Regions from separate parts of the Mus musculus genome. Here all the other regions are linked to region 3. Evidence: chromatin loops called from intact Hi-C (ENCODE). Cell type or tissue: gastrocnemius. All regions are shown on one strand.

The links. Hi-C counts contacts between places; a loop is a spot of excess contacts. Peaks named below come from ENCODE experiments on the same cell type or tissue, not always from the same donor. Only the 100,000 strongest peaks of a DNase experiment are listed, where the experiment ranks them.
Region 1: a loop joins it to region 3, with 4 times the contacts of the local background. A loop is called at or near these places in 36 of 42 quality-filtered maps.
Region 2: it touches region 3 in a loop (2.3-fold over the local background); 3 of 42 quality-filtered maps call a loop at or near these places.

Annotation. Positions count from the first base shown.
Region 1 is chr11:23,267,377-23,275,376 of GRCm38, forward strand. It overlaps Xpo1 (exportin 1), which reads left to right. Exons shown (of 26, transcript NM_001035226.1): 4 at 286-387; 5 at 3,757-3,829. Among named protein-coding and RNA genes, the nearest start is that of Xpo1, 15 kb to the left of the region's middle. In gastrocnemius, a CTCF peak has its summit at 4,859 (motif pointing left); a DNase peak (open chromatin) is centred at 4,827.
Region 2 is chr11:23,110,273-23,118,272 of GRCm38, forward strand. No RefSeq gene overlaps it. Among named protein-coding and RNA genes, the nearest start is that of Gm39610, 11 kb to the left of the region's middle. In gastrocnemius, a CTCF peak has its summit at 4,901 (motif pointing right); a DNase peak (open chromatin) is centred at 4,631; H3K27ac peaks cover 2,971 bases.
Region 3 is chr11:23,004,558-23,012,557 of GRCm38, forward strand. It overlaps Fam161a (family with sequence similarity 161, member A), which reads left to right and starts at 3,790. Exons shown (of 5, transcript NM_001363283.1): 1 at 3,790-4,069. In gastrocnemius, a CTCF peak has its summit at 3,830; DNase peaks (open chromatin) are centred at 2,407, 3,212 and 3,836; H3K4me3 peaks cover 1,957 bases; H3K27ac peaks cover 1,868 bases.

The DNA.
Region 1 (8,000 bases), 260 kb after region 3:
TCAAATTCCAGTGCCTTTTACAAGCATGATATATGTTGAGTGTATTTCTAATAGAGTGGTATAGATGCAGATGCCCTTAGGCCAGAAGAGGATGGTAATCGATCCCCCTGGAGCTGCAATTACAGGCAGTTGTGAATACTGGTAACTGGTACATTTCTCACATGTTTCTAGAAAGTGAAGTATCACTTCACTGTGTTGTTAGGGTGTGCATTATTCTCTGTACTTTACGTTATAATGAATTCTAAAGAACACACTAACTTAAATTGTTTTGGTGTAACATTCTAGCAAAGAATGGCTCAAGAAGTACTGACACATTTAAAGGAGCATCCTGATGCTTGGACACGGGTCGACACAATATTGGAGTTTTCGCAGAACATGAACACGAAAGTAAGCAAGTGGTGGTTTAAAAATCATTATTCTTTTCTTCCAGTCGTAAACTTTGAGGAAGGTATCTCATTTTTAGTATTAGCAGTTGTTACCAAATCATTTTATATTGCTAACTTATTTCAGAATTTCTCTAAAGCTTAGAATTCTTGCAAATAGTCCTAAGAATTATGAAGTTTTTATAACTGGGACTAGAGTGCAAGGTGTTTTTTTTCTTTTGGGGGGTGGCTGGGTATTTTTCCATCGTAGAACATGTGTAGAGTAAGTTGTAAAAGTTATTCAGAGATGAGATAATAACATTATTTTGGGCAATTAATACAATATAGGTTAGGCACCACCAACACCCAGTAGTCTGGACAGCTTAAAATCCTACTCCGTGGTACCAGTATTTTCAATGAGACAGCACTCAGTTCTTATTTGCACTTGAAAATGTTATAACTCAGGGCTCTTTGTTTTTATTTTTTTAATTTTTTTGGCTTGAGTTTGAACAGAAGGGTTGATCAAAATGTGTTTTGACTGTTTATTGCTTGGTGATTCACGCTTCTCTTTAAACGCCTTAAAGTAATAAGATGCCATGGCACTCTGTTTAATACACAAAGGGTTTCTACTTGATATATATTGTGTTAAAACAGAAAAATCGCCATGTGCACATCTGTTTATGAGACCAGAGTGTGTTAGTTAACAGTTTTGAAATATTAATTAGTTTTGACATCTTGTAAATTTTAAGGCAAAAATACAGCCCAGAACTTCCTCAAAGTGCTAACATTAAGTAACATAACAGTGTTTGCCTGTTTGCTTGCCTGGTAAATTTTGCTTTTTATACTGACAGACATTACTAATGTTTAAGTTGATTTATCAACAGTATTTTTAAAAACTCAAATTTGTCTTGTGAAAAATGAGATGATTAGAGGAACAGAAAGAAAGCAACAGGTAAAGAATTCTTCAATTTACATAAATTACAAATGATTTGGTGCTAAATTTATGCACTATGACATTTGGCTTTTATGCAATCATTTTTTTTTCTTTAAAGATGTTAACACTACCTGATATTAATCATAATGTTCCATTATGTTGATTGCTTGTAATAGGAAGAAAAGGGGTGTCTTCCTGTGCAACTGACACAGCTAGGCTTTGACGGCAGGCCTCCACAAGGTCTACCCTTTTGATTCCCTTTAACTGAATTCTGTTCATCAATTGTTTTTGTTTCATGGGTGGTGGGTGGGGAAGGGGGAGCTCAATGCATAAATACGTATTTCTAAGGGCTCAGATTTCTGCCATAGGGATCATTTCATGCATTTGTTTTTCATGTAGTCTTTGCTGTTATCTGTCCCTCATCTTCATAGCTCAGCAGTGGATTATTCAAGTTTTGGGATTTAAAGAAGTAGGGTTTTTTTTTTGTTGTTGTTTGGTTGTGTGTGTGTGTGTGTGAGAGTGTATGTGTGTGTGTGTGTGAGTGAGAGAGAGAGAGAGAGAGAGAGAGAGAGAGAGAGAGATTTGGTTATGTTCTATCATTTATGAAAAAGAAAATTATTTTCCCAAAGGAACAAGGATTCTTTCCAAATTTCTTATCCAGAGCCGTTAGGATGTTAGGACTTAGAGTGTGGTGATGGGAACACCTTTGATCATGTGTAGGATCCTTTTATTGGGCTCCAATCCTCAAATTAAAATCATGTGTTCAGTAAGCAGATTCTACTTTTGAAAGTGTTGTAGGTAGTAAATTAATATTATATAACATTACATTAATTGTTATTAATAAGTGAATGAATAAATATAGTAATTATTGAGAGGCAATAATAAGATTAAGTAAAATAAATACCATAAGAGGCTTTTTGTTGTTGGCTTTTTTTTTTTTTTTAAGTCTGTTGTATTTATGGTGTTTGTTTCTTGGTGCTCCATGGGTCTTTTTAGTTGGTTATTAGCAAGAGAACATATTCTGTAACAGTTAGGTTTCTGCTTTTTTTTTTTCTTTTGAATCTTTAGGTAGTGTGATTTGTGCTTGAAAAAAATTTATAGAATAGTAAGTTGTATGCTTAGAGAAACTTTTATCTTTTATATGCTTCTGAGCACCAGTTCTGCAGAGCTCCTGACCAGGATAGTGAGCTTCACTACTACTGCTGATTATGAAATACTGCAGTGACATTATTTCTTAATTTCAGATTTTGTTTTGGCCTCATTCTTATTTTAGACGACTTTAAGGAATGTTCCGCAAATATAGTTTGAGTAGAGATTGCAAAAGAAAATTATTTTTGTAAAGTATGGAATATTAAAATGAAAGAAAACAGCAAAAACATTTAAGCACAATGTAGTTTGGGACAGTCTATATTGTGCTGTGGCTAATATGAGCATTTATATGATCCCTTTGGTTGAAATACTAATGCTCTATTTTATTGTGTAAATGACTAACAACTTTAAAGATGAACTCTTATTCTCAGCCAACACTTGCAATCTGAGGCTATGTGTGTGTGAGAGAGTTTACCTTTCAGGTATTACAGCTGGTTTTTGGAATACCAAAACTACATTTTGGTTCCTTTTCTTTCTCCTGCCTATCCACACTAATTGGTCATAGTAATAATTTTAGGTAGTAAATCCCGGAGCATTATAAATTCTTACATGTTGCTGACTGTTTAGAGTGCATAAGCAGTGGGAGGGATAAAATGGATTGAAAGTGGTATCTGTTATTTAACTTTTTCACAAATGTAATTACAGCTTCCATGTCTGTAAGGAATACCTGAAAGGTAGATACAGATTGCAACATGCATTTGTATTTTGACTGTGCACAAAAGTTTATCTTTAAATTAGTAGAAATAGAAACTGCATAAGGGTGGGGCTAAAATTGAAAATAAACCCATGGGTTTGTCTTGCTGCTCCTTTAAGTAACACACCAGTTATGTTTAAACCCTCTATATAGAATGTATCTCTGACAGACAGTACTTGATATTTGGCTGAAAACTTGTAACTCCTAGAGGGTGGTAGGAAGCTTGATAGCATCCAAGCTTCTAATTTGTTAGGAGCCTGGTTGTGTTAATGTGTGAGCCCATGAGCAGTCACTTACACTATGAATTCCTATTTCCCTCTACAGACAAATAAGCCCATTTGGCTGCTAAAAGGGCTTTTTATTTGGTTCTTCCTCCTGGTGTGAGCATGTATAAACAGCAGGACGTTACATAGAGCAGTGAACAGTAAATGAGGAAAATGCATGAACTCTCAGCTTAGGGGTGAATAGATCCTTGTTTAATACATGTAATTAAATTTGATAGCATAATGTTTTTGAAATGTTAGCTATAAATGTGTGAGTGTCTGTCCATTTGTGAATCCTGAAAGGTCCTAGTCCTATGCCAAGAAATTCACATAGTTCTGTTCTCCAATTTTCAGTACTATGGACTACAGATTTTGGAAAATGTGATCAAAACAAGGTGGAAGATCCTTCCAAGGAACCAGTGTGAAGGTAGGAAGCACCTTCAGGGCAAACAGCGAAGGCTTTGGCTCCTGATGCTTTTACTACAGCTGAGTTGATTAATGTTGTATGGCAGGATCTATTTGTATTGTCCTGCAAGCTATCTTTTAGAGGAAAGAGGCAACCTCCACTTTAGTTAAATCTTGTACAAAAGAAAATAGTTACCTCTGAATGGAGGCAGTATGATTGAAAAGGCAAGTCCTGGGCTACACAAGATCCAACTCAATTTTTAAAAAGAGGGTCAGTATAGTATAATGGCTTAGTTGGTAAGACACCTGTTTTTCTCAGACCCCTACATTGTTACCATTCAGGACACAGCACAAACACCACACACACACACCCTGCTCCTTAAACACATGCACATAATAAAGAGCAAAGCTGTTAATGTGGCTTAGTGAATAGAGGTATACTTTTTTTTTTCTTTTCCCTGAGACAGGGTTTTTCTATGTATCCCTGGCTGTCCTGGAACTCACTCTGTAGACCAGGCTGGCCTTGAACTCAGAACTGCCTCTGCCTCCCAATTGCTGGGATTAAAGGCGCGTGCCACCACTGCCAGGCTGGCTCTCGTTCTCTCTCTCTCTCTCTCTCTCTCTCTCTCTCATATTCCTTTTGAGGGAGGGTAGGCAGAGTCAGTTTGTCCATCCTTCTCCATCTGTGTCCCTTCATCTGTGAGGGACAGAAGGAGGTGACAGATCTTTTGGTGCTGGAGTTACTGGTAATGACATTAATTAAGCTGGGGTGGTAGCACAGGCTTTTAATCCCAGCACTTCAGAGACAGAGGCAGACAGATCTGAGTTAGAAACTAGCCTGTTCTACAGAGTGAGTTTCAGTACATCCAGGGCCACAAGGAGAAACTGTGTCTCAAAAACAAACAAACAAACAAACAAACAAACAAACAGCAAACAAAAAACCCCAAAAAAAAAAAAAAAACCTAAAGGTGGCTGGAGAGATTTAAGAGCATTGAATTCCCTGCCAGTACCTGGTGGCTCATAACCATCTACAAAGAGATCTGGTGCCCTCTTGTGGTTTGCAGGTATAACATTTTATACGTAATAAATCTTTTTTTTTTTTTAAACAAAGGGAACAAATAAGTAATGACAAAGTGTGTGATGGGAACTGGGCACAGGTTCTCTGGAAGAGCAGGAAGTGCCTTTGCATCATCTTTCCAGCCCTGTTCCTGTTTAATGAAAGTTTTGTTTATTTTTTATTGGGATGGTATCCTATTATAGTCAGGTTGTTTTATAGGTAAGGGTGACTTCAGCACCTCCACCTGAGGACTAGGAGGACAGATCTGAGCCTCCACCGCTTTGAGAGTACTGATCAAACCCAAGACTTCAAACATAGTATACAAGCATTCTACCACCTTAGCCTGGTCTACATAAAACATGCACATATAACAGCTCGTTGTACATTTGGCCAGCTTGGTCAACAAAAGAAAAGGGTGGGGATTAAATCTGGGCTGAACCTTGCTTTGGAATAACCTTTAAAACCCATGGGATACCAGATATTCTACTGGTTTTAACCTGGCATTCATAATAAAGTTAGTAACTTCAAAGAAGCTAACCTATTTGATTGTAATTCTGCATACCTGGAATCCTAGGCAGTGTGGAGGCCAAGGGAGAAAATTGCCATCTTTGTTATATAGCAAGTACCAGGTCTCACAGACCTAACACTCTGGAAGCTCAGATCTGTATTGAAGTCCTGAGCAGCTTCTCTCTTCAGACTTCTGATATGGTCTGGGATCCAGTGTTTCCCCAGGACTAGTATCTCCACCCTTCCTGTACAGGTGCATCTGTTTTTGTTTGTTTGCTATCTTTTTCTTTTATAGACAGTGTTTCCTGGTGCCATCCTAGCTGTCCTACACCTTACTGTGTAGACCAGGTGGCCTAAAATTCAGATACCCACCTGTCCCTGCCTCTCAAGTGCTGGGGCTAGATAAAGGTGTGTACCACTAGGCCAGACTAAGACATATTCAAGGGACAGACTCTTGTACTAGTTATTTCTGTGTGCTACACCTTTCACTGACCTGCAGGAAGTCATCTTTGCACGTCTATGTACACCTTACTTGATTTCTGCCAGAAAGTCTCAAACCATTATAACCACATTCATTAGTTCAGTGTACACATAGGTAGTCCCAGCACATTGAGGGCTGTATAAGTGGGATTGGTTCTGAAATGGCAATTTTACTGTAAAGATATGCTTATATTTATATGTTATATGTGTGTGTCCTTGAAAGGGCACAGGATTCCCCCGGCTCTTAAGTTAGACCTTGTGAATCTGTGCTAGGAACCAAACTTGAGTCCTCTGCAAGATCAACAAGCACTGCTGCTCCCATCTCTCCTAACTGTAAAAAGCCATCTTAATGAGAAAGAAGTAATGTGCAATAGGGGTAAAAAGAACTTTGTTGCAATGTTACCATTTTGTTCTGAAATGCTGTAATGGCCATTTAGCCGTAAGCCAGAAATTAACATCTATATGTTTTATAGTTTTTAGTGTAGGGTTTTATTTGTTGTTGATTGAGAAACTATAGCCCAAAGAGATGAAGAACTCACTTTGTGTAACCCTGGCTGGCAGGTGTAAGTCATCACACTTGGCTGAAGTTTAAGTTTGTCTTGTGTCCCATACACATTTGTTTTCCTGGAACTTGTGCAGTAGACCAGCCTGGCCTCAATTTCAGGGGTCAATCTGCCTCCCCAGTGCTGCAACTGTCTCTTAGGAAGTTTTAAGTTTTAAAAAGAAATATTTCAGCTGGGCGGTGGTGGCAGTTCCCAAAAACCATCGGACTCAGAATAGGTCAATCTCTGGAGTATGAGGCCATTGCCAGGTCAGAGTTGGTTACTTAGTAAGATCCTGTTTCCAAAACCTGTGCCTAACCTGAGCGCGCAACTCTTTTTTTTTTTTTTTTTTTCTTCACAGATTTATTTATTTATTATATGTAAGTACACTGTAGCTGTCTTCAGAAACTCCAGAAGAGGGAGTCAGATCTCTTTACGGATGGTTGTGAGCCACCATGTGGTTTATGGGATTTAAACTCAGGACCTTCAGTAGAGTAGTCAGGTGCTCTTACCGGCTGAGCCATCTCACCAGCCCGAGCACCTGACTCTTAACAGCGGAGATTCTGGGGTGTGTGCACCACATAGATGTTAGATGTGTGCATACAAGTGAAGGCCTAGGCAATAACATCTATCCCCAAAATGGACAGAAACTACACCTGTGTTGTATTTCCAATGCTTTCTATTATTTATTTTTATTTGTCTTGGTTTTTTTTTCCCCTGTTTTCTTTTTTTAAGATTTATTTATCTATTTTATGTATATGAGTACACAATTGCTCTCTTCAGACTCACCAGAAGATCGGATCCCATTATAGATGGTTGTGAGCCACCATGTGGTTGCTGGGAATTTTACTTAGGACCTCTGGTATAGAAGCTGGTGCGCTTAACCACTGAGCCATCTCCAGTCTTGGTTTTGTTTTTTTCAAGATAGTTTCACTGCATAGTTGTGGCTGGCCTCAAACTCACAGACATAAGCTTGCCTCTGCCTCCTGAGCTCTCACTCCAGCTGCCAGCCAGGACTATACATTGAGATCCAGCTTTACATTTAAAAAGTAAAAATAAAAGTTCAAGTCAATACTAACACAGGGCTAATGATCAGTCTAAATTAAGACCCTGTTTCAAAGATGAGAGGAAGATGAAAAAGATGAAAAGAAGTAAGCCTGAGTATTGGGAAAACAGATATGGGAAGATCAACTCTAAATTCAAGACCTGTGTAGTATACAGTGTTTCAGGCTAGTTACTTTCTTAAAAATAGCTTTGGAGGGTGAGGCCTTCAGGATCATCCTTAGATATATAGGAGTTTTATTTAGGCCAGTCCAGCTACAGGAAATAAGAAATACTGTTGTTCTATTATTAGGCAGAGGGCAAATGATTACTTAATTTAAAAAAAAAAAAGAAAGAAACAGAAACTATCAGTAAAAGCTAAAGCAGTAAGTGATCCTTTGAAGAAAATGTACCTACAGATGTATGGATTTTCTTTGTAAAAAATAGAGGACAGTTGCAAAGAAAAAAATTCTGAATTGGAGATGTCTTAGCAATTATGACGAGCCCTTGCTGCTCTTTCATGCCTACAGAGTCCTGGGTTCAGTTTGAAGCACCCAAGTTAGATA
Region 2 (8,000 bases), 110 kb after region 3:
CCTTGCCTCCAGCTGTGCTTGGGTACCCAGCTGTACAGGGTAACTTATCAGTTTTTGCTGTGCAAATTGAGGTTGCTTTTTAAACAAGTTAAACTAAATCAAGGGATGGATAGCCAGCAAATAACGTTTTAACCATTTTTTTCTTTTCAACATGAAAAACAGAACAATAATCATTCAAACAACAAAACAAAAACAGACATAAATTGACACGTGAACAGATTGGTGCACCAAAGACAGACAATAGACAGAGAGGGAAGAGAACTTGAACCTGATCTCCAGTCAGGGCCAGAGAGGAAGCACGACATCTTCCTATTTCCTCCTCTTCCAAGGAGAGCTCTGACCATTTTCCTTCTCTTTTGCTAGTACTTCCTGGACAGGGGACAACTTCTTTTCTGAAAACTATTCTCTCTCCTTCTCTCTCTTTCTCCTGTCATTTATGTATTTACCATTCCTACTTCTGGGAACCATGCACAGCATAAATCTACTTGAGCTAAGAATTTTTCTAACATCAGAGGCAGGAGGATTTCTAAGATCTGATCAAGGCTCAAAGTTTAATTTTCAGCACTGTATTTCTATAGGGAGAACTCACAGACCCCATCCTTTCTTCATCTGAATTATGTTGTTTTGTTTCAGCTGGATTATATTGCAAAGCAAGTTCAGTGGGCAGTCTGTTCCTGTAGGAAAGTACAGGCGCAGCAAGGCAGGAGACTGTCGGGAACTAAAAGGGGGAACCCAGGGGAAGAGGGGGCAGGGAAAAACCCACACCCTGCCAGAGTTTTACCTATTCTCTGGTCAGTCAGGAGTGGGAGGACTGCTATCTACCTTCCACTCATCCCTGAGTGGGCATCTAACCCACTCTTCAGGGGCTGGTAAAGGACAGCCTTACCTGGGATTCCCAGAGCTACTTTGCTAAAGCCACCAGGGTTATAGGAGAGAGAGATGAAGGAAGATGTTCCCAACATTGACCAGGGTGAGTGGAGCATATCTTGATGAGCAGAGACTCTCTATGGTTTTAGAGCGTTATTGTAGAAAGGCACGGGGAAAGAGAGAAGGTAGATGGGGGGGAGGCTAAAGAGAAAGAGAGAGTAAGAGGGAGAGAGGAGAGGAGAAGACAAAGAGAAAGGAGAGAGAGAAGTGAGAGAAGTGAGAGGTAAGAGAACAAAGGAGTGAGAGAGCGAGGTGGGGCTGAACAGCCCTTTTTATGGCCTTTACTGTTGCTAGATAACTGGGGAGGAGTTTAGCTTGAAGGTCAGAAGCTTGGGCCATTGTCTACATGTCTTCTAGCCATGCTTCTCTTGTGGGGGTTGTGGGGGGTTGTAACTTAGGCAGGGGCCAGAGTTCCAGGAGCATAAGGGAACGCCTACCATGTCATGTAGGTGAATTATCACCCTTCAGGGTTCAGACCTTCAGGGCTCAACTGAAGACCAGCCTGCAATTCCCCACAGGAGACTTCACCTAGGTGGGCAGAAGACTACACCTAGGTCATTAAGTCCAACTGTGGCAAACACTTAAGGTTTATTTAGCCTACTCAAGGCTGGGGAGAAGGGTACATAAAATGAGCACATACATAAAGCCCAGATAAAGAATGATAAGGCTTGTGTCTGCCTCCATGGCTCAGTTGGTTGGTGAGGTCATTTGTTGATTGAAAGAAGCAGATCAAGCAAGGAATGATGTCCTGTGACATTGAAGTTGAATGCCCAAAAGCAACATAGGCAGGCTTCCCGCTCTTTCTGACCAGGGAGTCCTGCCTGGCACTTCAATTTTCAGTCTATAAAGGCATTTGCTGCCAAGCCTGACTTGAGTTCAATCCTTGAATCCTTGAAATAAGTGTGATCCAAGATTGTCTTTACCCTCAGTTGTGCCTTGAATTGCTACTCAGCTGTTGAGCCTCAGGATAAGGCTAGGCCTTGGGAAAGTTTGTAGAGGAAGCTGGGCTGTGGTCGTTGGTGTGCACACCCAGCTCCTGCTTGCTGTCGGGCAGAGGGAGCCCTGATTAGAGTTTTGTGTGCTCCTTCTGTGCTGGGCACCCCATTCAACCTTCACAATGATTTTGTAAAGAATGAACTTTAATTGCCATTCTCTGGCCATTATCTAGCCAGAAACTAAACAAAAATCAAAAGGAACAAAACCCCAAATCTAGTTTAAAAACTTTATTAAAGAACTGCATACATGCCTGGCATAAAGTCCCACAGTAGAATGCTTTGCTTGGCATTGGCCAGGCCTTGGGCTGAAAAAATGAAAAAGAAAATTAAAAAGGCAAAAATTGAACATGAATGACAAGACATCTGCAGAGGCACGTAATGATGAATTCAGAGCCCAGTGTAATCTATCACCTCCGTAATGTCACTACCAGGTTTTCTATCTCAATCTTCGGAACTTCTGAGACCTCAGCAACTCTTCTGTATCCTCCAGCCAAGAGGCATAAAGTTCTAGAGGTTCACTACTTCTTCTTCTTCTTCTTCTTCTTCTTCTTCTTCTTCTTCTTCTTCTTCTTCTTCTTCTTCTTCTTCCTTCTTCTTCTTCTTCTTCTTCTTCCTCTTCCTCTTCCTCTTTCTTCTTCCTTCTTCCCTCTTCCCTCTTCCCTCTTCCTCTTCCTCTTCCTCTTCTTCTTCTCCTCCTCCTCCTTCTTCTTCGAAAGATTTATTTATTTCATTTATATGAGTACACTGTAGCTGTCTCTTTTCAGACACACCAGAAGAGGGCATCAGATCCCATTACAGATGGTTGTGAGCCACCATGTGGTTGCTGGGAATTAAACTCAGGACCCCTGGAAGAGCAAGCAGCCAGTGCTCTTAAATGATGAGCCATCTCTCCAGCCTGAGATTCACTTCTTTTTTTTTTTAAGATTTATTTATTATTTATTATGTAAGTACACTGTAGCTGTCTTCTGATGCACCAATAAGAGGGTGTCAGATCTCATCATGGGTGATTGTGAGCCACCATGTGGTTGCTGGGAATTGAACTCAGGACCTTCAGAAGAGCAGTCACTGCTCTTACCTGCTGAGCCATCTCTCCAGCCCGAGATTCACTTCTTTAAAAAAATTTTTTTTAACATTTAATTATTTTGTGTATACGTGTGGGCACCATCGTGCACATGATGCACATGAAAAGTCAGAGGTCAACTTGTGAGAGTCGTCTCTAGGACTTGAACTCAGATCATCAGGCTTGCTTGAAGGTACTTTCCAGGCTATGCCACTTTGCTAACTCTAGTTGTCTCCTTTGCTAGGAACCTGTTACTCTCCATTCATGACTTACATTTGGTTTCATTATTTGTGACTTGAAACTCACCTCCCAGGCTGAGCAGGGCACACCAAGTCTTTAGTCCCAACACTTAGGAGGCAGAGGCAGCCATGTCTCTGTGAGTTTGAAGCCAGCCTAGTCATTATAGGCATGTTCCAGGCCAGCTTCATAGTGAGACTGTCTCAAAAAGAAAAAAAAAAAAAAAAGCCAGGTGGTGGTGGTTCATACCTTTAATCCCAGCACTTGGGAGGCAGATCTCTGTGAGGCCAGCCTGGTCTCTCTAGCATGTTCCAGGCCAACCAGGGATATATGAAGAAATCCTGACTCAAAAAAACAAAACAAAACAAAATAAAAAACAAAAACAAAAAAGAAAGAAAAGAAACAAAACCAACCTCCCCATCTCACCAGTCTATCTGATACCAGGTTCTTTTTCGGTGTGGGAGATTGAACCCAGAGCCTGTGCATATGCTAAGCAAGACAGTTACCCAGAGGTACAACCCCAGTCAAAGACTAACCTTCTAAAGGCAAAGAACTAGTCATCTTTTCTTTTCTTCTTTATTCTTTTTTGAGACAGAGTCTCACATAGCCCAGTCTGCCCTCAAATTCACTATGACAGAGGATGACCTCAAACTTCAATCCTGCTACTCCCTTCCTTCCCACGAAGTATTCCAAGCCCTTCGCAGAGTAATAAAAAGTCCAATCCTGTGTGAGTAGGATGGGAGTCAGGGGCAAATGAGGGTGTTCCCCAGGTATAAGTCTGTCTCCCCAGTCTCCACCATTTCAATAGGAGCACTGGCCCTTGTAAAGCAAATAGAGTCTGATCAGACAGCCTTTTTTTTTTTTAAGTTTTTTTGAAACAGGGTCTCTGTGTGTAGCCCTGGCTGTCCTAGAATGCACTCTGTAGACCAGGCTGGCCTGGAACTCAGAGATCTGCCTGCCTCTGCCTCCTGAGACAACCTACATTTGTTGCAAAATCAAATGACTATAGCACAGTTCTGAAAATCTGAATATTCCCTTTGGAAAGTAACAGGAGAACTACAAGCTGCCATAAACACATTTAAATTTCAGCATTACTTGCAATGGTAGTAACAGGAAAAGGTACATGACACTTTTTTAAAACGTGGATCTCCCCCAAGATCTGTAACTAAATGAACCCTGGGGCTGCACCGTTTGGCAGTTGCATCCAGTCCTCTGGTCCAAGCCCTTTTGGGGAACTGGATATGCCCGGCTCAGCGCCGTGGCAGAGAGTGTGTGAGGAATGTACCTCCAAGTCCCAGAAGATCTGATACCGAGCATGATTATTTTTAGAGGTGACCTCCTAGGCTCTTTAGGAACGTAAACAGATGCATGTGACTCCCCCTGGGAGCTGCAAGTAAACACATGGCCCACGTGCACAGGCGGGTGAGGTCCATAGCCAAGTGCACAGGTGGCTGTCCTGTCCTGCCAGGTGAACTAAGGTCCATCAGAAGGAGGCAGGGGAGACGAAGGGCTCACAGCTTCTAACTGTTCAATCTGGAAACAGCAAGTGGATAAACTACAACACTTCCCCTATGAAAAAGAAAAACACTAAAACATTACGTTATTTATTGCATTTTATTGTATTCTATTTATTTGTTTTCCCTTACACTATGTCTATCCCTCTGTGTGTGTGTGTTTTGCCTGCGCCTGGCGCCCCTGGAGGCCAGGAGAGGGTGATAAATCCCCTGAACTATAGTTACATACAACTATGAACAGCCTTTCATGGCTGGTCCCCTGTAAGAGTAGTGAGTGCTCTTAAACACTGAGCCATCTCTACAGCCCCATGATGTATGTACATCTTTATCTTAGCTTGGAGAGACAGTTCTGTTTTGTTTGTTTTGTTTTGTTTTGTTTTGTTTATTTCAAGCTATGAGCTTTAAGTCACTGAGTTCATGATAACTTGTAATGGCAGCAATAAGAATGTGTTACTAGGCTGGTGAGATGGCTCAGTGGTTAAGAGCACCGACTGCTCTTCCAAAGGTCGTGAGTTCAAATCCCAGCAACCACATGGTAGCTCATAACCATCTGTAATGAAATCTGATGCCCTCTTCTAGTGTGTCTGAAGACAGCTACAGTGTACTTACATATAATAAATAAATAAACATTTTTTAAAAAGGAATGTGTTACTATCAGTCAACACAAATCTGGAGCTGATTTTACTTTGAGATTTATTTATTTTATTTTATGTGTATGCGTGTTTTGCCTGCATATATGTCTGTGTACCACATGCATGCCTGGTGCTTGCAGAGGTCAGAGGAGGGTATCAGATGCCCTGAAACTGGAATTACGGATGGTTATGAGCCATCATCATGTGTATGCTGGATACTGAACCCAGGTCCTCTTCAAGACAACTCTTGTTCTTAAGCACTGAGCCATCTCTCCAGCCCCAGCACAGGTCTGACTTTTGCTTGAATGACAGCTGTTCTTTTGTAGCCTAACCAAAATGAACATCTTTTAAATATAAGTGATAATTTAGGCAAAAATATTTACTCGATTTCCTGTTATTTCCTGTTTTAAGTTGTCATATCTTCTAAGTGTAAATAATTTTTAGAAATACAAAGAAATCCTTACTAATTTGAAGTATGTGGACAAGATTATTATCAGTATCTGGTCCCCCAAAGTGGTAATAAAGAAATAATATGTATATAACTTCTTTTTACTAAACAGTATTTCATATTTTAGCATACATACATTATACCTAAAATATATTTAAGTATTATTGGTATTTGGTGTATATTGTTCACTAATGGTGACAGGAGATTTCACAAAAGCAAACCAGAAGAATACTAAGTAGGGCCAGGGTGTAGCTTAGTGGCAGGGCATCTGCCCAGCACATCTGGGTTGGCTCTCTCTGGGCAGATGGCTTAGTTGGTAAAGTGCTTGCAGCACAGCAAGAAGACTGGCTCTCATCCTCTGTACGCTCACTGAGTCAGGCTCTATGGCACATGCTTGGAGCCCTAGTGTCAAGGAGGCAAAGACAAGAGGGCCTCTCCTGCCAGTCTAGCCTGGTTGTCAAGCGAGATCCCAGTGCACAAAGCGAGATCCCTACCTCAAAGCACAAGGTAGAGAGCTTCTCGGGAATGACACTGGCTTCCACAGACAGGCACACACACATACACCTGCAAACATACCAATACATGAAAACACAGAGACAGATACACACACACACACACACACACACACACACACACACACACACACCTGATAATTCAGTACTGTGATGAAAGCAGAAATGCTTGAATAAGTTTCTTTTTTCAGGTTTCCCTACCTAACTGAACAGCAAAGACTTCATAATTGCCTATGAACTTGGTTGGTTACAACCCTTTCTGGTGCCTTAGGCTAGGACTGGGAAGCACTCATCTGGGTACAAAATTTACAGGACCAAGAAATACTTTAGCAATCAAAAACAATTATATACTAATATCATTTTTCTAGACATGGTTTCACTATGTAATCCTTGATGTCCTGAAATTTGCTATGTAGACCAGGATAGTCTCAAACTCACAGAAATCCACCTGCCTCTGCCTCCCAAGTGCTGGGATTAAAGGTGTGCATCACAATGCCTGGCTGAATATATTTTTTAAAGTGAACTAGTAAGCTGTGGTGTATGACAAGCTGAGCAGAAGAGGACAGGGCTAACTAAAGTGACTCGGTCATAGTATCCCCTACACGAGATCAGGAAAACAAACACAAGCCAAAAATGCTCAGGGGTATTTTGGTTTGAAAAGGAATGGCCCTCATAGGCTCATAGATTTGAATGACTAGTCACCAGGGAGTGGTAGAACTTGAGAAGGACTTAGAAGGGTTAGGAGGCGTGGCCTTGCTTCTGGAAGTGCACCTGCAGGTTCCAAAAAAGCTCACACCAGGCCCAGCATCCAGCATATTCTCTCTCTCTCTCTCTCTCTCTCTCTCTCTCTCTCTCTCTCCCTGCTTGTGGATCAGATTGGAGCACTCAGCTACCTCTCCAGCACCACGCCTACCATGTTCCCTTCATGATGATAATGGACTGAACCTCTGAAACTGTAAGCCAGCCCCAACTAAATGTTTTCCTTTATAAGAGTTGCCTTGGTCATGGTGTCTGTTCACAGCAATAGAACAGCGACTAAGACACATGTAACAAAAATAGCTATAGAAAACAGCTTCATAAATACATAAAAAGGTAATATATTTAATGTATATATAGTTAGAAAATCAATAAGAAAATATCTCTATATAATTACATGGTTATAAAGGTAAGCTTAGGGTATAAAGGGCTAGTTCAGAAAAAAAGGGAAAACAAGTAGAAAAAAAAACCAAATAGGGAGGAGAGAAAATGAGATCTAACTATATTGACAAATATATCCAAGATGTGTTAAAAGGCAAGCAGAGCTGGACATATTAATACAGGCTATAGTCCCTGTACTGGAGAGGAGTGCCATGAGTTCAAGGATAGCCCAAGATGCATGATGAGCTGAGGTGAGCCTGGGCTACATAGTGAAAACCTGTTCAGAAAACAAAGAGAGGAAGGAAGGGAGGGAGGGAGGGAAGGCAAGGGGAAGGGAAGAGGAGAGGAGAGAGGGGGAGAAGGATGGAGGTTGGAAAGTATTTCTACATAATTACCCTATACTACACATTAGTGTATCCATAGGAAAAGCTGAAAGTCTATCTAAGTGTTTACAAGCTAACACTGCTCTGAAGAGTGAGAGACACAGGCACCCTCGCTTTCTACATCACATGTTTCTTCACATTTGGACTTAGATAAT
Region 3 (8,000 bases):
GTAAATTTCAACTTGGCTATCTTAATTCTAACTACTACATACCTATGAGGTTTTAAAGCCTGATAGGTGGTTCTCACATACTTTGACACCTTTGAATAAAGGCCTGGGATTAAGGTGAGCCATAGTTTGGCCTGCACAGTCTGGTGCTTCATTACCTCTATATCACAGAATACAAGAAGTTGAGAAAGTGAATGTTTGAGTCCAGGATCTTGAGAGAAAGATACTTGAATCATCCAGAATTTAGGTTTTTCTCTCATTTTAATTGTTTAAGCTATAAAATTAATTCATTAAAAAGCAATTGAATCAGGTACATCTTAGAAATTTAGGTCAAAATACTATTCTAATCCATATTAATGGATTCTAGGATATTATCCATTACTACTTACGTCTACCTAAATATGTAGCTGTTTTGACAGACTTCTGCTAACCACTGCTTATATGAAATTTGCTTGGTAGAAAACCACTAACTTAATTTGATTTGATATGGGGGTTTATAGCACAATAGCTAACAATCCTAACAACAGCTTTGTTGAAATTAGAATAAAAGCTCGTCCAAGGGAAATTTGCTGAATGAAGTTACCCATCAAACTTAAAGGGGCTAGAAAGATAACGTTTACATTTAAGTGCTATTCTTCAGTTCTTCATTAAGTTTCCAAGTTTTAGAGTTTAAGGTATGGTGTGAAGACTATATCCTCAGAGTAGTAGATTTGCCATTCAGTAAGTTCTGAGACATTATGAGGTGCCCACAGTATGCAAAATTGGAGAGATACTCAGGTGGTCCTCAGTAGATCGATCATATGTGGATCTTGTGCATGGAACCTATCACCACCCAAGGTGAGGGCCTAACACAACTGAGTCAGCAGTTTACAAGGAACCTAGCAAGACAGAACAATTGTGCACCTGTTAAAATGCCTAATCAATGCTGTATAAAATATGACAGGCACTTAAGCTTAAAACCAAAACTGTGCAAGAGCTGCACTTACATTTTTGAAGGGGGTTATTAGAAAGTGGCAGAGGTCATTTTGTGCTCACAGATAAACACTAGGGAAACCAGGAATGTTACCCAGTATTGTCCCCTCAATGGGAGACAAGTGTAACCTATTTTTTTGCCTAGAAGACTGGGAGCAGGCATTGTAATATAGCCCGGAGCCTTTTGCACTACGTAGCCAGGACCACACTGTTCCTCTCCCAGAGGATCAATCTATAGAACCCATCTTGGAAAGTATTATGTTTACAGAGTTTTGATTTAATCACACCTTAAACTTTATTATGCACATGGGCTTGAGTTAATTATCTCCAGGAAAAGTTTGCTGAATTGTGCTGTACTTAAATATGCCTAAAAAAAAAGAAAGAAAAAAAAAATCTACCTAGTGTCCGATTCCTAAAGTGTGAACCAACACTGACTTCTGAGTCCTGTTGAAATGAACTGCTTTCTTACCTCCTCCAATGTTGCTCTGCTGGCCATGGTTGCAGATGGCTCTGCAATACCAGACATTGTCTTCTCATTAGACTATTTTTAGTTGTGGGTATGCGTTTTGTATTTTAGCTTCATTGAACTACATGCAGTACTCTTCTGAGGAAATGACAAAGGGGAGATTAATATTTCTCACGTTCACTAAAACTTGTCAAATTGTTTGCTTTGGAACATAAAGTTTTAATAAAGGATGCCAGGGTCTCAATCTCTTTCAAGTTGATAAAATCTACAAGATCCTTCTGGGAAATCTGCATCATCAAAGAACTAAAGCCATGGACCCTTTGTAGAGGGTGGAGCCCCTTAGTTAACTTCCTGAAGGCCCTGCCTCCTAGCACCATCACAGGGATTTTATTTTGGATTTAATTGAGGCATCAGCATTCAGATTACCTAAAGAGATTCCAAGTTCTTGGATGGCAGAACTTGCCTTCATTTTCCTTTTTCACAAATGCCAATTTTCTTGTTCAGATTATTATTTTTTCAGTAACTAGGGATCAAACCTTGAAATCAGCCAATGCAAATGCTAAAAACTTGATAGTTAAGAAACTGATGGAGAAAGAGCTTGAGAGTATGTATCCTCTGTGTTCTTTACAGGCTAACAAGAAGCTAAAGCTTTCAGTAGAATAGTATCCGTGTTTGCAAGAACCTCTCCCAGTACTACTAACAAGCAATTCTAACATCTTTGGTGCTTGCTTCTCATCACACTCAAGTATATACTCAAGTATCAACTGGTATATACGTTTGTTCGTTTTCTCTGTGTATCTGTCCTGTGATTCCATGGGCATTCATTTTTGTCAGAATTCATAATTATTCATTTCACTATCTTGTATATTACAATTTTTTTGTTGTTTTTCAAGACAGCCCTGGCTGTCTTGGAACTCACTCTGTAGACCTCCAAGTCAGAAATCCGCTGGCCTCGGCCTCTGCCTCCCAAGTGCTAAGATTAAAGGCATACGCCACCACTGGCTGGCCTGCAAAAGCACTTTAATGGTGCCATTTTCTTTCAGATCTACCTTTTTTTTAAAAGCTGTGTTAATAGATATCTGCAAATTTAGAATACTGTCAGCCGAAACTTTCCTATTCTATGTACACACTGATGTCCTTCATATCCATTATTTACTATTTCATGTTCCTAAAACCATCCCACTTACAGGGCTTCAGTCTGTCAATAGGTCTTGTTTACACCAAGTCCCATCACAGAACTAGTTGCATGTGGCTGGCAGAAAGTCACTATTCTCTCATTCAGATGGCTATGGATCCCTCCCCACATCTAGCTTTTCAGAACCAACCAGTATCCATCATCAGTTCCGTTGGAAAAGGCAAGCTCAACCGTTTTGAAACAGGAGGCAGGGAAGGTAAGGTGATAGGTGCTTCGCAGAGGGGAACAAGGAAGGGGTGGTAACAACTGCGTCAGAAACAGGTTCTGTGGAAGGTGTGCCGCATAACGTGGAAAGTACTGGAACCTTAGGGTGGGGACAGGGGCGCTAGCTGGGGTTCTAAGTAAAGTGTTATGCTGCAGGTGGCTGAGAGTTCACTGAAAAAGCATCCAAAGTGGCCAAAAACCTGAGGCCGATCAGGAGGTTGGCAGGGCTGAGCTGGGAGGGTGTGGTCCTTGTAGGCTCTCGCCCCCTCTAATCTGCCGCTAAGCTAGCTGCAGAACCGCTAGACAAGCTACCACATCTCACTCACTGGTCTGAGTGACAGACACTTCCTATGTCTAGTGTCTTACTGGTCAGTCGAGAAAAAAGAGGGTGGGACAAATAAGTATTCTCCTTCTGATTGGTCAACCCGCTGGTTCTTGTCAATTAGAGATGAACTGGGTTCTCCGCCATGTTGAATAGCGCGCTGCAAAGCCTGTTCTTTTCTTGGGATGGTCACCCAACACCCGGTCCTTCCTGTCCCTCTGTGCCCTAATATGTTGATCCAGCTAGTTAAAACGCGCTTTCTGCTTTAAGTCCGTATACCGCGAGAAGTTCTCGTTTAGGTAGTTAGACAGAAATAAAGCTAGAAACCAGAGAAAAGCTCAGTCCCTTGCCGGAGACCTGGGTGTCATTCAAGTGAATCAGTAATTGTTCCGGCGCTGGTGAGACTCCCATTGAGCAATTAGCTTGAAGATTGCGTTTTACTTTAGCTTGCTGTGGTAGTCGTTTGTGTAGCTTCAGACAGTTATGCTTCTAGAAACCGCAGGCTTGTATCAGAAACCATCATTAGACACTAGCTGGACTCGGGGTTCGCATTTGTGACAGTGAAAAAGGACGTTGCGTGCGTTATGGTCCGTCGCCACCTCCTGTAGCGTCCCTAGTAACCGAGCCCCTAGTAACCGCTCGCCCCAAGCCAGGATCTGTGAGCTAGGTGGCAGCGCCTGCACGCCGCCCTGGGCGGGCGCGGGCGCTTGGGCTTGGAGGCGGGGCGATGGCTTCGCCGCACCAGGAGGCCAGACTGGCGGCAGCCAGCCTTCTCCTGTCTGCAAATCCCATCACCGGAGCAAGGGTCGCCCAGTACGAAAGCGAAGACTCCTTAGAGTCCTTGGTAGCAGCGGGGTTGGCGGCGGCCATGGAGGAGGAGGAACAGAAGAAAGTGTGGCAGATGCGGGCGTCGGTAATGTGAGAGCCCGGAGGGGTCTGAGGGCTGTCCGATCGTCTCGGGCAGGACGGGTGGAAATGCGGTGTCCTCTGTAGACCCTCCCTGCTCTCTGCCCCAACTAAAGGTTGCTGCAAAACTTTATTGGAGAGTGGTTTTTTTATAGCTATTTCTAGAGTATGCAAAGAACAGAACTCTACTTCCTATTTATTCTCCAGTATATCTTGGGAATAAATAATTTTTTAGTTCTGATTTTTACATTTATTTTTGCCCCCCCCCCCCCCGAAGACAACTGATGTGCCCATAGTTTTCATAAAAGATCAACTTTCAGATGATAAGTTGTACTGACAAGTGTGTTTTATCAGTTTTTGTTAGGAGTGGATTTTAGCAGTCCATTAGCAAACCGTGTTTGAAGTTCAGTGGACAGATGCTCCAGATGTAGAGAAGCATCCAGATAAACAAACCGCCGAAATCCCAGTTCCCTAAAGGGATGATATGGGTGCAGTGAGATCTTTTCACAAAACATTTTCAGTATTATGTCCTGGATGTGTTATATGTTTCTAGCAGAAGGATATATATGGAGGAGGAGATTATACACACACACACATAATCTCTACCTCTGGAAAAGCAACCAGTACTTATAACCACTAAGCCATCTCTCCAGCAATGCTTTTATTCTTTAAAAATTTCATACAGTATATTTTGAATGTAACCACCCCCTCTCCTTCATCTGTTCTATTCATTTTGTGTGTTTGTTTTTAGATTTATGTGTATGAATGTGTGCCTTGGGAGTTACTGAGAGTTGTGAGCTACCATATGGATGCTGGGAATCAAGCCCAGGTCCCCTGCAAGAGCAGCAAGTGCTCTTAACAGTTAAAACATCTTAGCATCCTTTTAAATTTTTGTTTGTTTTCTGAGACATAGCCTGGCTGTTCTGGAACTCACTCTGTGTAGTCCAGGCTGGCCTCAAACACACAGAGCTCTGCCTACCTCTGCTTCCTGAGTTTAAAGGTGTGTAATAAAAACGCCCAGCTTTTATTCACTTTAAAAGCCGGGAACCTTGGACTTAAACCAGCACTCTGCTGGGATAAAGCACCAGGACGGGCACTCGCTCCCTCGACACCCTGTTCCTTAGCAGTGCTGGGGTGGGCCGAAGGGTTTGTGCTTGCTAGGCAAGTGGTGTACCAACAGCTACATCCTCGGCTTTTTTGTTTTATTTTAGACAGTGACTCCTTTGGTCCAGGATTGCCTCAAATTTGCTATTTGTGGCTAAGGATGACCTTAAACTCCTGATCCTCCTGCCTCCACCTTCCAAGTAATGGGATTAAGCGTATGGGGCCCCAGGCCTGGCCTGTAGCAAATGTTTCAAGGTTATGTAGAGTGAAGCAGAGCCTAACCAGCTATGAGGTTCAGAACCCTAGGACTGGTTTATACCTGATAATCATTCAACACAGCCTGTCATAGGTTACAGAAGGTGAAATGCCAGGGAAGGCAAGAGCTTGGACCCGGGTCAGAAGCCGTTTTCTTCTATGTGCTGGGTGATCTTAGGCCGTGATTTCTGTTTCTTTGTCTATAAAAGGACTATAATTGTCTCCGTTTTCCACCTTATTCAGTTGTTATTAAGAACCAAAGGAGAGAATGGGTGTCATTTCTAGAGTAATTTACATAAATTAGTAGTAATTGTAACAACTGCCAGCTTGAACAATTCACTTGGAAATTGATTTATACTTTGGCTTACTACGGCAGAAAGGTCTGTCCTTTGTATAGTTGTACTTATGTTCCAGAGTGCCCTGCTAACTGAAGATTTTTGTTATAAACTGAGTTTGGGTTTCCAACACCCAAATACAAACCCAGTGTGTTGGCTTTTGTCTATAATCCCAGTGCTGGAGAGAGAAGAAACAGGCAGATTCCTGGAATTTGCTGAAAGCCCTACCTCAAAAAATAAAGTGGACAGTGGCTAGGGAATTCAGCTAAGATTGGATGTTAGCCTGGAACCCCTGCTTATCCCCTGCACAAGCTGGGGAACTACATCTGCCCTCCTGCCAACCCCACCCACCTAAAGAAATCTCCACTGTCTGCTTGGAGAATACTCAAGCTAACATGTCAGCGCTCCTTGTCTCTGAGTTTCAGACAGCCTGCCCAAGAGTGCCCATTTGGGGGCTCAGTTTTTGACCATGCATGGACACAATCCCAGCTCCTAGCTAGCATGGCAGCACTCCCAACCTAAACTCTACAAGATCCCCTTGCTTTGGCCTGGATCTCTCACACCTGTGAGATCAGTGAGCCCACCTGAGAGCAGCCTCCTAATAAACCTGCCTTTATCTACTTCTAATCTGGTCTAATCTGGTCTGTATCTGTGTCACTGAGGGGACAAAAAGCCTGTCACTGACCTCTGGTGTACACACACACACACACATTCTCTCTCTCTCTCTCTCTCTCTCTCTCTCTCGCACACACACACACACACACATACACATTCTCTCTCTCACACACACATTCTCTCTCTCTCACACACACACACATTCTCTCTCTCACACACACACACATTCTCTCTCTCACACACACACATTCTCACACACACACACATTCTCTCTCACACACACACACATTCTCTCTCTCACATACACACACACACATTCTCTCTCTCTCACACACACACACATTCTCTCTCACACACACACATTCTCTCTCTCTCTCTCTCCCTCTCTCTCTCTCTCTCTCTCTCTCTCTCACACACACACACACGAAAGGTGTGGAGAGAGAACATCAACATTTAGTAGAGACTTAATAGACAAAAGGGATTAAGGATCAGACACCGTGGTAGGACTGGAACAAGGGCCAAGGGGTCCCACATTCACTGAGAAAAACAGTGAGGTGAATGGACAAATGCTTTGTCAGTCCCCTGAAAATGAAGAATAGAGAGTGTGTCCCTAGAGGGGAGTTCTGTAGGTGGAGAGAAGAGCGAGTGTTCCTCTGGTGGTTTCTATTTTCCTAAAGAAATAAAAGGGTTATGAGAGCAGTTGGTGTGTAGGAAGAGCAGAGAAAGACACAGCTGCTGGGGCAGTGGAGTCATTTGCCTAAGGAGCACTAGGTGCTGAGCAGGCCAGGTATCCACTAGATATTGCCCAGGGTCTAATTTAGTATTCATAGTTGCAAGATGTTGTCTATTGTTTTGGGAAGCTGCAGTTACAGTGATACCCACTGAATATATTCTCTTTTTCAAATATCTAATGTTAGATCATTTGGAAGGTGGAGTCAGAACTGTAAGTTTGAGACCACCCTAAAGCACATGGAGTTCCAGACCAGCCTAGACAACATAGCAAGACCTTGTCCATAAATAAATCTTAAACATTATCTGGGTACAATGGCCCACAGCTATAGTCTCAGTACTTGGGAGGCTGAGGTACACATATGCCATTAAACATTGTTGTAAAACACCTTCCTTCCTTCCTTCCTTCCTTCCTTCCTTCCTTCCTTCCTCTTCCTTTGCTTCCTGGCCCTTTTCTTCTTTGGAGTCAGGGTCTCACCGCGTAACTCTGCCTGGCTTGGAGCTCATGGAGTGGGGGAATTATGTAGAAGAGGCTGGCTTCATAGAAATCTGCCAAGCTCTGCCTCCTAAATGTTGAGATTAAAGGTGTGTACCACCATGCCTAGCCCAGAGGATCTCATGTAGCATGCATGTGCTGGCCTCAGACTGGCAATGTAGCTCAGTCTGACCTTGAACTTAGGGTCCTTCTATGTCTGCTTTTTGAGTACTGGAATTACAGACAGGGGCTACCAAGTTCAGCATTGAAAAGAACATAAATTAGTAAAAGCTCCAGAATGTCAGATAAACTTTGTAGACTACAATACAAACAGTTCCTTATGGTGCTGACACAAGGTAAGCCTCAGGTGCTGGGAGAGCTGATACATCTGTAAGTGGGTCAGGCCACTCTCGGGAAGATTAGCT